Regions from separate parts of the Homo sapiens genome. Here region 2 is linked to region 1. Evidence: chromatin loops called from intact Hi-C (ENCODE). Cell type or tissue: ascending aorta. All regions are shown on one strand.

What was found. A loop is a pair of places that touch in the nucleus more often than their neighbours do. Peaks named below come from ENCODE experiments on the same cell type or tissue, not always from the same donor. Only the 100,000 strongest peaks of a DNase experiment are listed, where the experiment ranks them.
Region 2: it touches region 1 in a loop (2.6-fold over the local background); 1 of 110 quality-filtered maps calls a loop at or near these places.

The regions. Positions count from the first base shown.
Region 1 is chr6:140,075,361-140,083,360 of GRCh38, reverse strand. All of the region lies in intron 1 of LINC02941 (long intergenic non-protein coding RNA 2941), which reads right to left. All of the region lies in intron 2 of LOC107986652 (a long non-coding RNA gene), which reads left to right. Among named protein-coding and RNA genes, the nearest start is that of LINC02941, 100 kb to the right of the region's middle. In ascending aorta, no CTCF peak of the experiment used is centred here; a DNase peak (open chromatin) is centred at 3,870; H3K4me3 peaks cover 764 bases; H3K27ac peaks cover 3,010 bases.
Region 2 is chr6:140,976,399-140,984,398 of GRCh38, reverse strand. No RefSeq gene overlaps it. Among named protein-coding and RNA genes, the nearest start is that of MIR4465, 300 kb to the right of the region's middle. RefSeq lists a silencer at 4,353-4,647. In ascending aorta, no CTCF peak of the experiment used is centred here; a DNase peak (open chromatin) is centred at 4,408; H3K4me3 peaks cover 969 bases; H3K27ac peaks cover 5,776 bases.

The DNA.
Region 1 (8,000 bases):
AAGTCGTTTTTATCCTTTCCTGAAAACAATATCCAACACTCATAAATTACTAGAACCCCTGAATATTTCCCAGAAAACAAAATGCAGTCTTTTCCTGAGTCACCTTGTACTTGTGCTGACAGATTGACTCACAGTCAGACTTGATGCTTTATGGTTTTTTGGCCAGACTTCCATCTGCACAACGGGTTGAGGTATAAGAATATCTCTGCCTTGGCCACTGTTGTTTTCAGCACAGCTTCACTTGTTCAGTGCCCTTTACTTAACCTTGATACAAAAAAAGAAGTCAAGCCTAGGCATTTGCCTTTTACCAAATAAAATTTTATTAAATATGTGCATTTGTGTCTGTGTGTGGAACTGGAATAGGCTAGGAGCAATGCCAAAAGGAAAAGTTGCAACACAAGTTTGAACAGCAAGTGTCTTTGACTTATTGCTGTGATTATACTAATTGCTCATCTACTTGGTGGGAGGTTGCAGGAAGCTGTTTTGAAGTAATCAAGCTGAGATGGGCCCTTCTATTTATAATAGTTCTGCAAATTCTTATACCCCAAAAAGACTTAATTGCATTTTTCTTCTTTTAAAAATAGATTCATTCTCCCTTCTTCTCACCATTTCCATTGCTTCAATCCAATAATAAATATTTGATAGCTTCTTAGTTATTACATGAATAAGCATAAATTATCCTTTATTTCATAGATCTGAACAGAAAGCCCTCAATATTCATTATTGGATTTGAAGTGCAATACAAACCTTCTACAAAATAACAATAATTCTTTAGGTAATCTCTTGTAGAGGGCAAATTTTATGCACATATCATTCTCGTGAAAGTAGTTCTGTGTTATGAGAAAAACAACGATGGCCTTTGCTCAAAGCTTCAATCCATATTTATTTAGTAAATATTTTATTGCTATGATTAGCATTGTTATATCACTGAATAGCATAGCATCAGCAGACATAAGTCTTTGTTAGCACCATATGTGGTCTTTTATACTTTATTTCAATTTATTCTGGGTAAGAATTTTTTAATAAAAATTCAAATGTTGATAAAAGACATTATTTTGGAACTCTTTAGGAGCATAGACATTTCATGTGCTACTTAATCCTTCTATGTGCAGTTCTCTTTTGCTATTTTATCCTGATAAACAAAGACTGCATCATGATCTGGTAAGAGCATGTAAAGAATCACTCAAACCCAAAGACCTCAACTGTGTTACTTCCTAATTCAATGGATTTGGATTTTTCTGAGCCATAGTTTACTTAGCAATATACACTGGACATTAATATCTATTTTAGAGTAGTTGTGAGATTAAGTAACTAGCAGCCATAACACATATGGCACAAAATAGAAACTAAAGTTTACAGTGACTTTCCTTTTCTTCAAAATACCCACAAAATTGTATTGCCTGTAATGCCTTTTAGTACTTTGGGCTTTAGGAACTATTTCTTATTCCTGTCTCTTGTTCATTCTCTTCTATCTTTAATTTCTCTTTAACTGTTAAGCAAGTATTAATATAACAAATGGTATGAAACCATTTTAAGAAAAGCCTACTTACAAATATGTAATTAGAAGTTCATAAATTAAGGTGTGATGAATTTCATAAAATGAGTCACAGAATTATTAAATACTGGACCTGAGAGAAACCTGAGAAATAGCTGGTCCAATCCTCTGGTTTTGCAGAAGAGGAAACCACAACCAGAGAAGTTAATTGATTTGCTTAGGGGCATATAGTTGCAATTTTTTAATGTAAAGCACTCTTGTGCACTTCAAATAATTACACTTTTAAAATTTTACTTTCATACTGTGTTTAAAAAAACTAATATTAAATAATCTATTTTATGAACAATTACATAAAGTTGAAGATGATTATTTTTATATGTGTGGGGTTTTGTACACGAGGCATGGTTTTATCTTCACAATCATTTCTCAACTACACTGTAGTTTTGTGTGTGCATCATACTTCACAAGCACACAAAGTTTAGCTCTACTCTGGGGTTTTTGAATGGCTGTTCTAGGTGGAGATCCTGGAACACATCTGCATCTTAACAAGATTCAACATCTGAACCTGTAAAACTTTAGACAGAATTCAACCTGATACCATTAAGGAAAGAACCACCAGAATAGATATTTCAACATCTTAATGAGTCTAGAATTGAAGCAAGCCTTGTAGAAGGGAAAATCCTCCCCAATTAAACCTAGTCTTTGAAAAGGTGGTTAGATATTTCAGAAGATGAAAATAGCATCCATAATAAGTTATCTGAATTTAGGCAAGAATTAGGAAGAAAAAACAATTCTCAGTTCTTCTTCCTAAATTTGTCTCTCCCATCTTCCCCATAAGGAGCCCCGCTCTTCCCACAGGGACCAAGGTAACTATTTGATAATTCCTTCTTTGCAGCTATTTCCTGATGAGCTAGATGGAGAATTCACAGATTAATGCCAACCTCTTCAAATAACTGTATATGATGAAAAGGAAACACTGGCATGGTTTGTCCATGTGGCAGGTTTTTAATATTTATTCAAAAAATATATACTGGAAGGAGAAAACAGATATGGGAAACTAAGATGTATCATTCATATAAGAATACAATTTTGTCTATTAATGACCACAGTGTGTGATATTTAATTGGTCTTCAGAATAATTGCATATCAAACCATCTAAATCTGATAACATGTTTGGTCAATAATGATCTCCACATAGGTTATTGAATTTTTGCCCAGCTGGCACTGGTTGAGGCCCAGGGAAGCTCTAAGTTTAAAAGAACTTGAGGAACAAAAAAGAATAAAAATTAGGTACAAGCCTTTTAAAATTTATGTTGATCCCAAGTTCACTATTTTGCCATTTGGGTAACAGTTATATATTTTGTGGAGCTCCCATGATATCTTAGACATAAACCCACACGAAGTAGATATTCAGTATCTATGACTTAGGGGATTGGCTGATCTATTTCATCTCTTTCCTTCTAATGGTTGTTCAATAAGTCATACAGTAACTACTGTAGTTGCTGTATTGAAGTAGTCAAGTGAAAAAGAATATTTTTTTCTCCCTTGAACAGTATTTTCTGCTAACACAGCACACTTGTAAAAGCCCTTGAATATTTCAGCATAGGCATCAGATAAACATATAAATAACTAGATAAATAACTGACAAAATGCTGCAAATTATTTGGCGATAAATATAAGCACACCACAAATTACAAGGTTAATGCTTAACATCTTTTAGAAAATGCTTCTAAACTAAGGCTGTATTGTTAACATGAGATTACGGAAAAGGATTTTGTAATACTTAAAAGTTCTTGGACTGTTGGACAGTGAGTATTTTCTAATTGCTGAGCAAAAATAACAATATGGCATGATTCAATTCTGTAAGATTGAATGATTAAAAAAATCAAAATCAAAGGCTCTTCTGTTTGTACTATGAAGCATTTGGAGTTAAATTGTAAATAAGGACTGGAAAGAACGCATACAATTTAAGTAGCAGTCAGGACCAGTGGAGTATAATTTTTGGAATGCTTAAAATGATTATGAGATTGAGTAAGAAAATCGTAATGCCCAATTTTCTCTGAAAAAAAAAAAGTTATAGATGCCCTAAACAAGACACCAATGGTTGATAAAAAGGCAAAAATAAAAAATTTGGTCCCTGAATGATGACAAGTCAATGCAAATAGTGTGCTTTCCATTGGAAGCACAATTCCATATGTTCGTAGGCCAGCTCTGTCAGGCCCATTGGCAGGCCGTCCTGCTGTGCTCATCCTCAGTATGACACTCACCAGGCAGAGATGATGATGTATAGAAGCCAGGAAAATTTCCACTACGTGTCATGATCATGAGAGGCATAGCCTAGCTGCTGCTGAATGGTGGCAGCAGAAAATTCAGTCAACATATTTTAACCTTCAGAGTTATTCAGGCACATTCTGATCTCACCAAATGAGCTGATAAGAGTGAAGTACAAACTTGGCGTCAAACAGCTGTTTCCAAACAACCAATGGGAGGCAAGGCAAAGGAGTGCTTTCTTTCCGTTTTTAGGTACAGTCAGTGCTTTTCAAGGCTAAAACTTCAACAACAGTTTTTCCATTGCATAAAACAAAAACAGCTAACCTTTTAAATGTATAGGAACACAGTGGGGTAATAAAAATAAAAGGAAGAAGAGAAGAAGAAAAAGAATAAATGGAAGAATAACTTAAATGTTATAGGGTAAAACCAGCCAGGTTCTAAAGACAAAGCACTCTATGAACATTAGATTATGCAGTTGATTCGACCCTAATTCAAGTCAAGCTGGTTCAAATGTTTCACTTGAAATTTTTTTGTCCTTTTTTGCTTGTTGCTTATCCTGAAATCTGATCTACTTGTAGGTTTAATGCAGGGGACGGGCAAAAATCTGACCTATCCTTAGTATTGTAAGGGATTGCACTAAATGTGGGAGTAAGAGCAATAATTCCACAGCTTCCTTCTTGGAAACAGGCCCAGCTTGAAGAAATAAAAATAGAAGTGTCTGAATGCAACTAAAAAGCTCAGCCACATGGAATTTAAATGCCAATTCCCTTTAGCCTTTTTTTTTTATTTTTTTAGTCATCAAAATTCCTAAGCCCACAAATTCAAAAACTCTTACAGTCCAGCATCTTTTCTGGTAACCCATCACTTGAAGTCACATTGATCCAAAATGACTGCATATTGAATAGCTTCAACCCAGCTGTCCTCATACTTTTAAAAAATTATTAAGTTTAAAATGTAGATAAATAAATACATATGCCAAAGGGCACTAGAGTTCCAGGACAGGACTCGTTTAGTTGATGTTCATCCTTATGATTCCAGAATACACTTATATTAAGTTTTTTACGTTCTAAAAAAACACATTTTAAATTGAAACAAAAAAATTCCTAATATTTTTGCCAACCTCTGTTTCTAATTTGCCCAAGGGCCCTGTTTAGCATATTTGCAGTATCATATATTCAAAGTGGAAGAACGGGAAACAAAAAACAGATTTAGGAAACCAAGATTTACCACTAGTATGAGATGATAATTTGGTGTATCTCATGATGACTACATACATTAATTGTTTTTATGAGTGCTTCCATATTTTAAATTGTCTTCTGGATGGTAGATATATCAACATTCTCGGAAAAATTGAATTTCTCTGTCACTCTGCTGTTCATTGATCTTTTGTCTGCATGTGGTCTTTTTGAAATTAAGTGAAACTCTTTGTTTAAAAGAGATACTTAGGGTGCAAAGAGGAATAAGAATCTGGCCTAGGCCATTTAAACCCATGTTTATCCAGTATTCATCATTTTCTCCTCTAACATATGAACGTAGTTTCCAAAACCACAAATCTCACAAGTGTTTAGATCCAGACTTGTAAACAGGTTTGATTTCCTTTTACTGAGCGTCTTCCTTCCTCTTCTCTTATTGCATTCAGCTGGCTCTAATTCCTTCTGGTGTACTTAAAGAAATGAAATATTTTGTCTGAATTAAGAATAATCATGTGTTTGAGAAGATCAATCCTGAAACAATAGAAAAGTGAATTGTTTCCAATGGATCTGTTTACAATGACTGAGCAACTAGGATTTGGATGAATAAATAAAAAGACCAGTAATTTTATTGAGTTATATTGTTCAATTTCAATTGTGTCTCTTAACATAAACAGCTTAGTGATTGATGTATTATTGAATATTCGTGGAGTGTGCCTGTAATGAATATGTTTATGAGTGACCCTCTGAGAGTAAATCAATGTTAGAAAGAGACCTCTGTTTTTTAGGAGTTTAGATGATTGCAAATCAAACTTTCAAATGTCCAGATTTTAACACCTAGTACTTTGAAATTTAGAGGGAAAATTAAAAGTACCCAAAAAGCAAACGAGCCAGTGAATTATGGGAAAGAAAAAAAGAAAACATTTTTTTTTTCTTTTTTCAGACAGTGTCTTGCTTTGTCACCCAGGCTGGAGTGCAGTAGTACAATCACAGCTCTCTGCAGCCTCGTGCTCCTAGGCTCAATCTGTCCTCCCACCTCAGCAGCTGGGACTACAGGCATGCAGGACCACACCCAGTTGATTTTATTGTTTTTGTTATTGTTGTTGTTTTGTTTTTGTTTTTATTTTTTCGTAGAGATGGGGTCTCACTCTGTTGCCCTGGTGTGTCTTGAATTTCTGGCCTCAAGAGAGCCTCCTACCTCAGCCTCCCAAAGTGTTGGGATTACATGTGTGAGCCACCACATCCAGCCAGAATTCTTATTAACCTTTTTCAGTATCTGAGGCCATTATTTGGAAGCATCCTTAAGAAAATGACCAAAACATCACCATGACAGAGTCAAACACACTAGTGTCTTAAACAAATCATGCTCTTTTCTTTTAAAATTATGCAACTATTAATAGGCATGTAATTCTACTTATTATTCTCCCTAGTGGATAATTTATCTCTGTGAAAATGCTCCTCCTAGTAAGGTATTGAACTACATTTTGTCTTGAGCTTCATAGATGTCCAAGTATCTGAATTGATTGATGAGGCAAGGATATTCAATTGCAGAATCCCTCACTTCTATACAATTCATGATCTCCCTCAATTACTCTATTTTCTAAATGCTTATGACCTGGTCCAAGGAACTCGTAAGTCTTAGAAACGTATCTTCCACCATTCTTGGAATCGCTGCCCACAAAAATCATACACAAATGGGATGCTTCAATAATTTCTAAGTGGGGGAATGCCTAGGAAATGCAATAGACTGTTATCCTCAATCAGGAGGATATACAATCTGTTGATACAGCCTGGGGTTAGACAAGTAATGTCTCTATGACAAGGTGCTAAACTATGCTCTATCTTCCAATAGTACCTCTTCCTTCTCACATCTTCCAACTGGTATCTCTTCCCAGATTCTCTACTTATTCTCTTTTTTTCTATATACCCATATATACAGAAATATCTTTCAATCATATGTGTACAACTCCAAAATTCTTATTTCAAGATTAAATTATTTCTCAAGCTTATTCCTGTCTTACGTTTTCAACTGCCTGCTACTTTCCCCCCAAAATCCACATTCTGTTAAACCAGATGTCCTTCCTGACTTCTTTATTTCTATGTATGTGCCAAAATTCCCCTAGTCAGCTTAAAATTCAGTCATCTTTTTCCATTTCCTGTCTTCATCAATTCACTACTATCACCTTACATTTACATTTTGCTCCACAATTTTCAAACTGTTTCTATCTATATATTTTTATTTAATTGTAATAAATATGTGAAGTATGGGGAAATAATGCCTAGGTACTTGCTAATAGTAGTCCAGTTCATGAACCAGTAGCATGGCTGTCACCTGCGAGACTTTCAGAAATACAGAAGCTCAGCCTCCATCCCAGACCAACTGAATCAGAATCTGCAATTTAACAAGATCCCTGAGCAAATGATACATTATGGTGTTTTAAGTATTAATCTATTACTTGGAAAAGGTAATAGATTTGCTTAAGATATCACAGGCAGTAAGTGGAAGAACCAAAATCGAAAACAAAATATTCTAGCTTTCCAAGCCCAAATACAACGTTATTACAGGTGTGGTCCTCAGACCAGCAGCATCGGCATCATCTTGGGAGCTGGCTTAGTAAAATACAAATGCTTGGGGCTTGCCTCAGACCTCTAAATCAGAATCTCTGGGGGTAGGGGCCAAGGAATCAGTCTGTTTGCAAGTTCTGTTGATAATTCTTACATATGTTAAAGCTTGGGAAGCACTACTTTAATGTAAAATATATCTACTGAGTTCAATTAGGTGCCACTTTGTCTGCCATCATTCCTTCTTTTCTATGTCCTTTTCCACCTTCATATCTAATTAATGATTCCCTTTTAGGAAATAAGCTAATAGCCGTCTTCTTCTTTAACCAACCAATCCAGGTATCTCTCTCTCTCTAAATCATCTCTTATGCATTCATTCATTCAAAAAACATTTCAGTGTCTCAGACAATAGGTTCATTGCAAAAATTTCAGTGGCTCCCACTGCCTCCAAAACAAGGCAATTCTCTTCACATTGCCCTTAA
Region 2 (8,000 bases), 900 kb before region 1:
TCCATTTTCTATAAGCAAATGTAACCCAGAAACAAAAATCAAATGCAACCCAGAAACAAAAATCAAATGCTTTCACAGGCTCAGAGAAATAATAAGAAAACGAATCAATGCTGGGGTTGAAGCCCTTTAGTTTCTAATTATTAGATACCCACCGATTTCTGTTTAGCCAAAGGTGCACAGGATTCAATGTTGGGGCTTAACTATCTGTGAAATTAGACAGTAATCTATGGGGAGCTGTAATGCTGAAGGCAAAAGGTCTAAATTATCTGAAAATTATTTAAGTGTGTGTATGTGGATTGGTGATGATGCCATACAAATACATGATTTAAAAGAGACAATCTGGTTGAACTGTATTTAGTTTCCTACAATATTTCTGCCCAATGAAAATATCTAATACGTCTATAAAAATAACTAATTAGGAATTATTCATAAATGTGTTCTAAGATAGTCTAAAGGCAGAACAGAGTAACTAAATAATTATGTGGAGAGAATATCTAATATAGTTCCATGGCATGATTTATCAAACTACTTCTTGCGAAAAGCAGGGGAATCCACAGAGTAGAAGAGAATGAGGAAGAGGTTGCAGGTTCACATTCTGTTGCCTTTAAATAAAACAAATACTCAAATAAGGTATAAAAGGGATCTCTTCCTATATCAGTAATAAAATAAGAAAATTGGCAAAAATATTACGGAGTTTAAAGCTTGTATTAGAATTGTATTAAAAATAATGAGCTTTAAGGAGGTTAGTGGACAATTTAAAACAAATATTTGTAGTGAAATCTCAAGGTATGTTCCCAGGTATGTGGAGAATAGAAAAACTTATCAGGTTATTTGTGGACATGATGACCTATAAGGAATAGCGAGCCTAGCAAGAAACAAAGCTGGGTCTGCTGATGGAGAAGCTGCCTATTCATTACTAAGGTTTCCTCCTTTTTTTTTCAGAGAAAATTTATTTCATAATTAAAAACAGATGTAAACTAATTTCAAAAGTACAACAAGGCAATCTATTGATTTAGGCAGCAGCTTATAATATAAAAGACAACAGAGCAATCTATTGATTTAGGCAACAACTTATAGCAGAAAGAGAAATACCCTTAAATCAGGAAGCTTTCATTTTGTTAATTCCAAGCTAATTGATGAACTTTTAGTTGAAAATCCATTTTTAGCTTCAAGATCTTCTTCAAAAAATTGAGGTAATAACACAAACTGTTCAATAAAATTATAAGAAGTCATTGTTGTGAACTGAGCTACTATGCTAGGCATCAGTAGACCAAATCAAAATCAAGTTTCTTAAGCTAAGTGCCATGCAATCAAACTATAACTTTACCATGGCACATGTATACCTACGTAACAAACATGCATGTTCTGCACATGTATCCCAGGACTTAAAGTATTAAAAAAAGAAAGAAAGAAAGAAAGCAGGAAAATCCCCAAAAAGACCTTTTTTTTTTTTTTTTTCCTAAAATCAGGTGATTCCCAACAACCAATCAGAAAGGGCCTACTCAACCTGAACCAACATGAAAAGGAAGTCCCCTCTGCTTTATCCCTTGCGAGGAAAGTCACTGAAGCAAGCTAATGTTAACTAATCCATTTTTTTGGTATTATTCTGTTTCCTTGTTCCTCCTCAACCTACCTTCAAAAACCAACTTTTCTGACATGCCCAACAGACCACATTTTATTTAGGTGGGAAGATGCCTAATTCATGAATTATTAATAATGACAATCAGATGTTTATACTACATTTGTTGACATTTTTTGTTTTTAACTCTACTCAAAGTGTAATTGTAAAAATTACTTGCAAAGGCATCAGGCACAGTTAAGTGGCAGATTAACTTACCTATTTGTTCTTAAAATAAACATTTATTAAGTGTCTCCCTGAGGGAGAAATTATGCCAAGTCCAAGAAAAGCAAAGCCTAATAAAACATAGATGCTCCCTTCAAAGAGTTCATAGAAGAGGAAAGACATATGGGAAAAAAGGGTATGGAATGTCACAGAGACCATGATGAGAGTTATGGCACCCCAAGGGAAGAGTCAATTCTTACATGTAGGGATGAGGACATTACCTGGTATCCAATAATTCTGAGTAATTTATTTATTAGTTCTAGTAGTTTTATGAAGATTCCTTATGAGTTTCTAGGTATCACATATGATATATCAGCTGTGAAAAAGACAGTTTGTTTTTGTCTTTTCAGTCTCTTAATTTCTTCCCCTTGCCCTATAGCGTGGGCTAGAACTTCCAGTACCCTGTTGAATAAAAGTTGAGTGACTATACTTGCCTTCCTCCCAATCTTTGAAGGAAACCATACCATACTTTACCATTAAGTAAGATGTTAGCATTAGTTTTTTGTTTTGTTTTGTTTTGTTTTGTTTTTTATAGATGCCCTTTATCGAATTCAGGGAGTACTCTTTTATTTGTACTTTTCATTAGGAAATGTTGAACTTTGCCAAGTGAATTTTCTGCACCTATTAAAAAGATTGTATGTTTTTGTTCTCCGTCATTCCAGTCATGCAATGAATTATACTACCTGATCCTCTTACTTTATTTTATCTTCTTTTTATATATTGATGAATTCAATTTGCTGATATGTTATGAAAAGTTTCTGCATTTGTATCCATAATAATTATTGTTCTGTACCTTTATTGTAATGCTTCTTTTTTGTTTTGTATCAGAATGATGCAGACCACATAAAATAAATTTTGAAGTTTATTCTATCATCTGCTTTCTGGAAGTGTTTGTGTATGATTGATATTAGTTTTCCTAATGTTTGATAGAATTTACCAGGAAAACCACCAGGGCTTAGAATTTTTTGTGGGACATTTTATAATGACTTATAGTAAAGTCATTTCTTTAACAGATATACAGTTATATAGTTTTCTTCAAAAATTTCTTCTTGTGTCAGTTCCAGTAAGTTGTGTTTTTTGGGGAGTTCATACAACATCATAATTGTTGATTTTGTTGACATGATTTGTTGACATGTTAAAAAAAATCTTGTGTTTATTAATACCTATAATATGTTTTGTAGTAAATCTTTTATTTATGATATTGTTAATTTGTATTCTGTCTCTCTTTTTTCCAAATCAGTGTATCAAGGCACTTTTCTATTTTATTAATCTTTTCATTAAAATAACTTTTAGCTTTGTTCACTTAGACTATTGTTTTTCTGACCTATGTCATTGATTTCTGCTCTTAGATTCATTATTTGTACTTTTATGCTTATGTGAGTTTAATTTGCTTTTTTTCCTCTAGCTTCTTAAGGTGAAAACTTGATAGCTGATAGTAAACATTTCTTTCTCTCTACTAAAAGTCTTTAAGATTATAAATTTTTCTCTAAATATTTCATCAGTATTGCCCCAGTTTTTAAATGTTGCAATTTTATTATCATTCAGTTTAAAATATGCTTTACTTATGCTTGTGATCTCTTTGAGATATATTCATTATTTAAAATTTAGTTTTTAATACATTTTAAAGGCCAAGTTTTATGCTGCAAGAATTATATCTTAATAGATGTTATAAAATGAGGTGTTAAATTTCCAAACAGTGTGGCTTTTTTATTTATCTTACTTTTATCAATTAAATTTAATTGCATCATTGTCGAAGAAGGGATTTCGTGACATTTCACTGCTAAAAGCAGTTACAAAGATGAGAGGACAGAGGGAGCTGCAGTAGGAGCTCAAGAGATCTATGGATGCTCATGCTTCAATCCTCCCATGAGCAGAAACAGGCTAAGTTTTAATAGGTCTTCCATTTATTTAGCCTTGGCTGGTGTTTATGCGTCAAAAGATAAGTCTAAAAAATATTAAATAGCTTGTGTGCTTCCTTTTTAAGTTACAATTATTTAAATTTTAGTTTAACTTAGTTTTGTTTTTAATGATTTGTTTGTTTTGGGATTCAGAGAAGATGACAGGAATAGGAAGGAATGTAGTGCAGACAAGTAGTTTGGAGTTTAATAAAACTAAATTGCACCTATATATTTGACTTCACCTTTAATTTGCTGTGTGATCTTGAGTACAAGGGCCTGTTACAATAAGGTAGGAACTGACTGATGCAGAGATGTCAACTCGCAGGGTGAAATAATTTGTTTAAATTTTATTTAGTGACAGAAGATATAGAAACCTCCGTCAACCGAGACAGCTACAAGAAGAAACATTGTGGCATACTCCCAATCATGGGAGCCTACCAAATTCCCAAAGCCCTCAAGGAGGTACACAGCTCCAGATAATGCCTTCTTAGAATAAGTTTCCACCAGATCTGAGAAATAATATTTACCAAGCTTAGAGAGTTTTCATACTCTCCTGGTTCTTTTTCATTATGCTGGATTTTTCTGCAACTGGCTATGTGCCTGCCTGCTCACCAAGTGAAATCACTGGTACAAAACAATCTCAACACATTCCTGAGTGTTTATTGCTCAAGTGGGGGAATTCAAGGTCAGCCTCCCATGAGTTCTGGTTTCCTGTTCCTTGGCAGAACCAGGTCTCAAGGCTCGCCGTGTCTATTCCTTGACAACCTATTGGAATCTGTCTGAAACCAGTCAAACAAAAGACAGAGCTAGTCACGGTAGTGTGCCAGCATCTATTTTAGACATCAATTCAGAATGCTACACTATCAGTTTGCTTGGACAATGAATCAAGATCCGTTGAGGTTAATGCAAGTCAAAGATACTTCTCCATTATGACAAGCTTGGTGCATATCTGTGCAAGCTCTAGACAGGGCATGAGCTCATGATAACTTGTAGCATGCTCAGTGAATGAAGAATGTGTGACTTTTAGGCATCGAAGAATTCCTAATTTATAAACTCTAGAAAAATCATATTTTTTTTCTGATTAGATTTTCTAAGGGACTCATTGCTTATTTCTTTTTATTTCTCCTTTCCCACAAGTCTTGTCACTAACTCTACATAGTCACAAATTTAGCACTACAAGTACAGATTCTGTATAATTCTGGACCAGAACTTTCCCTTTATGCCAAGCCAAGGTACTATGTTTGGCTTTAATTCATCACTCTGACCTACTTTGTTCTCAGCTTTAAAGAAAGAAAAATTAAATTAGCCCTTGCCATTAGGATAAAAAAGTTGTTTCAGCTTCCCTCCACTAAGGTACTATTTAACCACTGAACTTGTAATACATTAAATGGAACCAGAGTGGCTCTAAGGAATTAAGGCTGTTTCCTAACTTACTTCAAGGCTCATTAAGAGAAGAGTTTCCAAAAAGTGTGTTTCCAGTTTATTTCTAGTTTAAACTTCTCTTATACTACTTGTTTGAATTAATAGGGCTTCACAAATATCTTTTCGGGCATTGGTGAGATACTTAAGAACAATAGCATTTTATATAAATATACTAAACTGAGGTGGTAGTTTGGTCATCACATGGTTTAGCTGCTTCCCTACCCAAGTCTCATCTTGAATTGTAGCTCCCATAATCCCCATGTGTCATGGGAGGGACCCAGTGGGAGGTAATTTAATCATGGAGGCGGTTACCCTCATGCTGTTGTCATGACAATGAGTGAGTTCTCATGAGATCTGATGGTTTTATAAAGGGCTTTCCCCTCTTTTGCTTGGCACGTCTTGCAGCTGCCATGTGAGGAAGGACCTGTTTTCTTCCCCTTCTGTCATGACTCTAAGTTTCCTGAGGCCTCCCCACCATGCTGAATTGTGAGTCAATGAAACCTCTTTCCTTTATAAATTATCCAGTCTTGGGTATGTCTTTAGTAGCAGCATGAGAATGGACTAATGCAGGCCACTTGTGAAAATATTGAATTTAGAGGACAAAAATAAGAAAAAGAGAATGTAGAGATGCAAAGGAAGAAGGAAAAGTTGGTAATAAGATTAATTATAAATTTCTGGGTATGTTTATATTTATTGAATTTCTTTTACATGTTAGGCTTCATTCTGGGTGTTTGAAGATACATCACTAAATAAAACCAATTAAAATCTTGGCATTCATGTAATTGAGAGTATAATTCAGGATATAGAATATAAAAAATAAATAAATAAATGATTTTATACTTTAGGAAGAAAATTTGGAGGGGATAGGAGCGTAGCAATATGTGTGTAGATGTTGTGATTACATATAAAGTGGTCAAGGGAAATGACACTGAAAAGATATCATTCGAGTGAAGATGATGAAAATCTGGGAGTGAGCTATATAATAAGGAGAAAACAAGAAATACTTCACTTTAATAGCAGGCAAAATAGGTGATGACCATTTATATAATATCAGTATTGTGTTTTCAATTAAAAAGCAGCTTATTAAATGAGGAGTATATCTCTAGCTTTCAGCTATGTACTTTTTCAAGTCCTGCAAAAAAAAGAGGCTTAAGATTCTCTCGCTGCTCAAAGGACAAATACTCTTCCATCCACAAATTGAAAACAAGACAATTAGGAAGGGTGACTACATGTAACACATTTCTAATCACTTACTACAATAGAGTTGAATTTATTTAGAAATACTGCAGAACTTGCTGGCAAAAGAAGAGAGGGATTTCAAGAAAGAGTGAAGGAAGAATATGAGAAGCAAAGATAAAGATATAAGGATGAAGAATAAAAAATAATAATGTAGGGATGCAGAAGGAAATAGTTGAAATAAATAAATTGGCTTGATTACAAAAGAAAGTTATTCACTGGAAGTTAGGTGGCTAAAGCAATGCAGGATTAGGAGGGCCCTGATTTCTGAAACAAAATTTCAGTGTCTGAAATTGTTGGAATAAATAATAATTGACATTGCAAGTAGGGTTTGCTTGCCAAGACACTTCCTCTTTTGCCAATTATGATGTCTGGATGTTCTACTATTCGTCATTGTTTGGGTTTAGACATTGTTCCAGAAGTTTCCTATAAACATGCACATATGCAATATGTTAGCAAATGCTAGTTTACTTGATTTAAGAAAATGCTCCACCCTCTCATGTCTTTGCTTAATGTCCTCTCAAATGGAATTGCGGATTCTCTTGTAATTCTTATAATATTACTAGTAGCAGCAGCAGTTGTAATATTCAAACACTCACCTTTCCGGCAAATTTTCTTCCATCCAGAAACATGTTCAAGTATGGCTAATATCAACAATTTCTCTCTCTTGATTTTTTATTCCCCTATAGCACTCTCCCAATTTCTTTACTCTATCAAATCTAAGCCTCTTGAAAGATCTCTGCCTCTACTTTTTTTACTTCCTAATCCCAGTAATCTGGCTTATGCTCCCTCTGCTCCACTAAAAATCATCCTGATGATCACATAAATAACCTCAGAATTGTCAGGTTCAATAAACGTACTTTAGCCCTTTACTTCTTCACCTCACTGATCCATTGGGTTCTGTTTTCCTGTCATCTCTCAGAAAATTCTCTTGTATCTGACTATCATGATTCTCTTTCTATTTCAGAGATCACTGCCTCAGGCTTCACTGTTCTTTCTACGCTAACCTCAGTCTGGACAATGTCTTCCATGACCAGAGCTTCACCTATTATAAATGTGGAATAAATGCCAAAATTTTATCTCTCACACATCTGCATTTTTGTTCGTAATATCCTCATCTCATGAAATATTATTCCTCTATTTTTCTGGCATTGTCTGTAAATACCTTACTAAATTTTATGCTGAAAGACACAGTAGAGTGTTCCTTCTTTGTTGCACATGCATTTCTTGCTAAAACCCCTAAAATAACACTCATCACATGTTTTCACTTTCTTTTGGAGAACAATCCTGGAGCATATTTTCAATTTTTGTATCACAAGCACCTACCATTATTTGGAACACCAGAATGAGGGATAGTGCTCAAGAATATTCATTGCATAGATGAAATTGTGTCATAAGGAACAAACAAAATATTTATATAAATATTGTAAATGACTGTCTATATCTTGGGGAACTTTCCAACAAATACAAAATAAAATCAGATAGAGATAAATCAAGGAGGAATCATCTTGTAAAGTCAGAGCTAGTGATAAGATATCAGAGAAGGGATGTCATGAGGAAATTATGAATACAAAACTAGCAAAACAGTTTAACAGATAGTG